Regions from separate parts of the Homo sapiens genome. Here region 1 is linked to region 2. The links are chromatin loops, found by intact Hi-C in ENCODE. Cell type or tissue: heart left ventricle. All regions are shown on one strand. Each heading gives the region's core, and the rest is flanking DNA. Links, peaks and the distances in the headings are about the cores only. Region 1 overlaps SEZ6L2 (seizure related 6 homolog like 2). Region 2 overlaps C16orf92 (chromosome 16 open reading frame 92).

The links. A loop is a pair of places that touch in the nucleus more often than their neighbours do. Peaks named below come from ENCODE experiments on the same cell type or tissue, not always from the same donor. Only the 100,000 strongest peaks of a DNase experiment are listed, where the experiment ranks them.
Region 1: it touches region 2 in a loop (2.5-fold over the local background); 23 of 110 quality-filtered maps call a loop at or near these places.

What each region holds. Positions count from the first base shown.
Region 1 is chr16:29,871,185-29,874,078 of GRCh38, forward strand. SEZ6L2 (seizure related 6 homolog like 2) reads right to left here. Exons shown (of 18, transcript NM_001243332.2): 13 at 2,354-2,545; 14 at 2,056-2,247; 15 at 1,521-1,559; 16 at 1,225-1,342; 17 at 1,003-1,099; 18 at 1-544. The coding sequence ends at 515. Among named protein-coding and RNA genes, the nearest start is that of CDIPT, 9.4 kb to the left of the region's middle. In heart left ventricle, for the core only: no CTCF peak of the experiment used is centred there; no DNase peak of the experiment used is centred there.
Region 2 is chr16:30,023,815-30,026,708 of GRCh38, forward strand. C16orf92 (chromosome 16 open reading frame 92) reads left to right here. Exons shown (of 4, transcript NM_001109659.2): 2 at 1-71; 3 at 185-272; 4 at 392-890. The coding sequence ends at 413. It overlaps TLCD3B (TLC domain containing 3B), which reads right to left. Exons shown (of 5, transcript NM_031478.6): 3 at 2,795-2,894; 4 at 1,912-2,007; 5 at 613-1,653. The coding sequence ends at 1,369. Among named protein-coding and RNA genes, the nearest start is that of C16orf92, 2.1 kb to the left of the region's middle. In heart left ventricle, for the core only: no CTCF peak of the experiment used is centred there; a DNase peak (open chromatin) is centred at 1,207; H3K27me3 peaks cover 1,246 bases.

The sequences.
Region 1 (2,894 bases), core at 203-2,702, 150 kb before region 2:
GCTCAAAAACAAGAATTCAGAAGCAAAGGTGGAGAGACTGTGGGTTGGGGAGATGGCAGGAAGGGGGCAAGGCCTTGTCCCAGCTCTCCCCTTTGTCCTTCTTCTGACCCTCCTGGCCGGAGTCAGGCCTAGGGCCAGGGCATCTGGGAGGGGGGCACCTTCGTGGCCAAGGGAACAGTAGAGCTATCGGGGGCAGTCCTTGAGGGGTGCCCTGGGCAGGAGGGGCTGCAAGATTTGCAGGGAGGCAGAGTTCCCCTCCCAGAATCCAAAAGCCGGTAGGGCGGGGGGCAGGCCCCTCGTTTGGCAACTGAGAAGAGGCGGCTTTGGGCGGCAGGATGCTGGTTTATTTACTGTAGGATCTCCAGGGCCATCAAAGCCCCCTCGTGGGATAGGGAGACTATTTACACAGCCAGGGAGGAGGGCAGCCAGGAGGCAGAGACCGGGTCCCGTATTTCCCTCTGCCCGAATGAGGAGGGGAGGGGCGTCCTGGGTCCTGCAGCTGTAGTCTTGGGGTTCAGATGGAAACTTCATACTCCCGCGTATCCTGAAGACAGAGAGATCAGGTCAGTTGTTGGAGTCTGATAGGGGTGGAAGAGGCAGCCGAATGGGAGGAGGGGCAACGATCCTGGGTTTTAAAGTAACATTGACCTCTAGGGGCTGGGGGGCCAGTGAATGTGTTTGGTTCATCCTACGGTGTCGTAAAATGACACAAAAATCTGAATTTCTGGCTTGTCTTGAATAATTGGAAGATCTGCCAATTGTGCCTCAGTTTCGACTATGGGGTAGAGCCGTATTCTTGAGATGGGGCACAAGTCCTCCACTTAGCCACAGTCCTCACCACTCCCTATTGTATACACATGGCTTGCTATGCTCATTGACATGGCCTCTGGGGGCAGCTGAGTTTGAAATTCCCAAGACAGAGATTCCAGAGACCTTGCGAGAAGGTTATGGAGTCCTGGGAGAGCCAAGTGGTGGCTCTTCAGGGGCAGGCAAGGTGCTTACCCCAGCTTCATACAGCGGGTTGCTGAAGTCCGACTCCACGGTGATGGGGCTGTAGGAGTGGGAGCCCGAGAAGCCGAAAAGGGACTTTCCCTGAAGCCTGGGAAAGGGAGAGGACAGAGGAGCTTATCAACAGGTAAGCCCCTGAGCTCCCCTGACCCAGGCTCCAGTGCCAGGCTCGCAAGACGTCTGCCCTGGCCGGCAGTCCCCAAGCAGGCTACTTACTTGGTGTAGTAGATGTAAACGCCACTGCCGAGGACAATGACCAAGCCTAGAGGCAGCAGGATGGCCAGGGCCAGGTTCCCCCCTTCCAGCTGCCGTGATGGATCTGTGGTCTGGGTCACTACAGGAGGAGGAGAGGCCGGTGAGCTGTGGCTGGGCCCGGTCCTGGGCTCTCCCAGCCTCCTGCCCTGGGCCTCAAACCCTGGGCTTCATCCCTCCAAGGCCTGGCCTCCTGCCCCAGCCTCTGCCTTGCCCTCCCAACCTGGCCAGCCTGGGTCTCCACCTGTGCTCTCACTGACCTTCCAGTTTTCGGTTGTCCAGGAGCTCCTCATAGGCAACTGCAGGGAGAGGAGGGGGAGGGGATGGGGTCTGAGCCAGGGAGGGGAGGAGGCTGGGAGGGGCCGGGAGCCCGGTGGGGCTGGGCTGGACAGCCTGGTTCTCTCTGCCCTCTGCTCAACCTCAACTTTCTCCCTTTGTGGGGAAGAGAGAGGAGTGACCAGCACAGGGCCTTTGTCCTCTTTCTCCAGACCCCTAAAAAGTCAGGGTTCCTGGACAGTCTGAGCCAAACTAGAACTTGTCAGCGATAGGGAAACTGAGGCCTATTCAGAGCAAGGGACTTCCAAGCCAAGGCCCCCTCTACTACACCCCTGAGCCAATCCCATGACCTCACACGACCCAGGGCTTCTGGACACACCCGTGAGGACACGAGGCCACAGGAGGAGAACCGGGAGCTCTGTGGGGTCGCCCATTGGTCTCAAATGTGCTACCTGACTCTCCCAGCCCTGTCACTTCCCGGACACTGGTGTGCCCCTCCTGCCCTGTCTGGCCAGGCACCTTTGCAGAGTGGGGGCTGGCTGGTCCACTGGGAGGGGTGGCCGGGCACACAGGTGATGGTGACCTCGCCGATAAGCTCAAAGCCCTCATAGCAGAAGAAGCGCAGAGACTCGCCCGCCTGGTAGTGGTGCTTGTACAGCGTCTGGTAGCCATTCTCGGGAACCCCCGGGTTCAGGCACGGCTCGTACTTCACTGCGGGGAGCATGCCAGTCACGTGCCAGCTGCACTACTGTGCACGGGGCAGACGGGCTCTCCCAGGGCTACCCAGCCACCCTCCCAGGGTGTGCCCCAGACTCACAGGCGCATTTGGGGACCCTATCGCTCCACTTGGGTGTGCCTGTGTCCCGGCTGTAGCAGGTGAGCATGGCTGCCCCCTCGAGGCTGTACCCTGGCAGGCAGCGGTACTGGACGTGGGAGCCAACGGGGAAGCCGGCGTCCGAGGCGGTGCGGTGCCCGTTGGCAATCTCGCCAGGGTCAGCACAAGTCATGACTGGTGGCAGAAGAACAAGGTCAGGGGGAGCGAGGGCCTTCAAAGATCAGCCTGGGCAACACAGAGAGACCCCATCTCTACAAAAAATTGAAAAATTAGCCAGGAGTGGTGGCGCACTCCTGTGGTTCCAGCTACTCAGGAGTTGGAGGCGGGATGATCGCTCGAACCCAGCAGGTCGAGGCTGCAGTGAATGGTGACCACGCTACTGCACTCCAGCCTGGGTGACAGAGTGAGACCCAGTCTAAAAAAAATAAAAGAAAATCTCCCAGAAGCTTAGGGCTGGGAGAGGCCTGAGCCTCAGGCTGTTTCCTCTGAACACCTCTGCACACACACGCACTTCCCACCAATT
Region 2 (2,894 bases), core at 187-2,686:
CTCAGACCAAGCCAGGCTGCTGGCTGTGGCCCAGTTTATTGGAGAGAAACCCATCGTGTTCATTAACTCAGGTATGAACCAGCTTGAGAAGGGACCTCCCTCCCCGCCAGGGTCTGGAGGAGAGCAGCCCCAGACCCTTCATTGGGCCATCAGAGGGGAGTTAAGGGTCCTGTTTGTCTAGCAGGTTCCAGCCCCGGGCTCTTCCATCACATCCTGGTGGGCTTGCTGGTGGTGGCGTTCTTCTTTCTCCTTTTCCAGTTCTGCACCCACATGTAAGGCCTGCCCCCTTTCTCCAACCCCACCCACCACCACCTTCCTTGGGAGCGGCTGAAGACCCCAGTTCTAGCGGGGCAGGCTGTGACCTCTCCCCTCTGATCTCCATGCCCCACAGAAACTTCCAGAAAGGGGCCTAAAGAGCCGGACAAGGGCTCTGGACTCAACCTGAGCACCCACACCCACCTCCTCTCCTGTTGATGAGCAAAAGTTCCCTGCTTTCCTCCTCCCTGACTGCCCAGCGAGCAGCTGGGGATCCTGTCCCCTCTGTTTCCCATGGCCCAAGCCCCCCACCTCCTCCCTTCCCAGCCCCAAAGAACTTGGTGGCAAGGGCCTTGGTGGCGTTCACGCAGATCGTCTTTTATTAGCGGTCTGTAAAGCACCTCCCAGGGTCCCCCGACCCCAGATTGGAGGAAGCCTTGAGAGGTCAGTAGCACCAGGGACATGGCAGGGCCCGAGGGCGCGATGTGCAGCCGATGGTGAGGGACTGGGCGCCCTCGCCTGCCCCCGGGGTTGTCAGCACTGGGAAGGCTTGGGGGTAGCAGCCACCTCCTTCCCCCAACCCAACAGACTAGTTCAAATTTGGGTAAATAAATAAAATAAATAAGATTCCTCAAGCTGGCCTACCCTGGAGAGGAGCCGTGGTTGCAGCCGGCCACTCGGGAGGCCCGAGGGCCAGCGGGGGTTAGTTGGGGCGTCCTCTCCTCTCGGGTGATGGGGAGCCCTGGGGGATGGCAGCATAGGGGCTGGGATGGCCTTGGCAGAGGCGTCTCCCCACATTCTGACTCCTGGTCCCCTTGAAACCCTGTTGGTGTCCCTCCCCACAAGCCCTCCTGCCCTCAGTGGGTGGGAGGCGGTGCCCCCTCCCCTCCTCCAGCGCAAGGGTGTGCAGGAAGGGGGCAGAGTAGGGGGAAGAGGTCCCCTCTCTCCACCCCCTCAGTCCCCGAGAGATGGGGCCTCTTCCCTTTCGGGGTCATCGTCAGTCCTGGGGTTGTCCGGGCAAGAGGACCCTGGCTCCCAACCCCAGCCATCAGCCCCAGAGCCCTGTCTCCACGGGGGTGGGGGTGGGGAGGGGGAGGGTCCCGGCCCCCGGCCTCAGTCCTGGGCCTGGCAGGCCGGGGGCGGCCGGGAGCGGGGCCAGAAGAGGCGGCAGGCCCCACGGCAGATGAGGAAGAACCAGTAGAGCTGAGGGGCCAGGAGCAGCGCAGCGCCCAGGTTGACGTGGGCAGGGATGGCCAGGGGCACGGCCAGCAGGGGCAGGCCGGCATGGCGCCCGTAGGCCCAGTACAGGTAGGGAAAGAGCAGCACCCGGCAGCAGAGGAAGCTGAGCAGCATCAGGGCCCCGTTCACCTTGTGCAGCAGTGTGTGCTGCTGCTTGTACTGAGGAGACACAGACACAGTGGCCACGGCAGCAGAAGGGCTCGGCCCCCCTTGGCCCTCTCCCTGCCTCCCTGCGACCCTAGCAGGCAGCTCCTCCCAAACCAGACACTTTGCCAGGACACAAGCACCAGGTGCTCAAAATGCACGGGGTGAGGGGGGGATGACGAAGGGGCTAGAGCCCTTGGCAGCAACCTTGAAGGTCCCTCCCCTTCCTGTGACCTCCCCATTGGGCTCCTGCACCCTCCCATGCTCACTCACCTGGATGAGGATCTTGCCAAGGCAGACGAAGGGCGTGCTGACCTCTGCCATCAACATGCAACCCAGAAAGAAGTCTCCCTTACCCTGTCGCCACACCTGGGCACAGAGGCAGGAAGGTGAGGAGCTGGGGCTCTCCCTGGGTTCTTGGGCAGCCCCCGCCCTTCCTCTTTCCCCTCTGTCACTTTGGGAGATGCTTGACTCTGAACATCAGAACACCTGGGTGCAGGGCTGGGTGCAGTGGCTCACGCCGGTAATCCCAGCACTTTGGGAGGCTGAGGCAGGTGGATCACGAGGTCAGGAGTTTGAGACCAGCCTGGCCAACATGGTGAAACCCCGTCTGTACTAAAAATACCAAAAAAATTAGCCAGGCGTGTTGGTGGGCACCTGTAATCCCAGCTACTGGGGAGGCTGAGATGGGAGAATCACTTGAACTCAGGAGGCGGAGGTTTCAGTGAGCCGAGATCACACCACTGCACTCCAGCCTGAGTGACAGAGAGAGACTCCGTCTTGGAAAGAAAAAAAAGAGAAAGAACACCTGGGTGCAGGAGCAGGTGCATGACTTGGCTGCATCCCTCTCACGGTCCTGCAGAAAGACTGTGTCCCTTATGTAACAGGTGAGGAAACTGAGGCTCAGAGACGTGCAACCACAAATCCAAAGAGCCACAGCCGGGCATCGTCCAGCCCAGGGCCAGGCTGCCCCCACACCCTGGTGCCCTGGGCTGGTGCTCAGTGAACCCTGCCTGTCCACAGCTTTCCCTGGGAATACGCTGGGTCTGCTTGGTTGTCAGTACGCAGACCCGGGGCTTCCCAGGCTCCTGCCAGCACCAGCAGGACCAAGGAGCAGGCCACCCGCACCCCGCCCGCCCAGCTCCCCGGGACTCACCACTGAGAGTGGGAAGCACACCAGCACCATGGCGGCATGGTGGAGCACCATGAGGAACTCCTTGTGCAGGTAGCCACGCGCTATGGCCCACGTGCTGCCC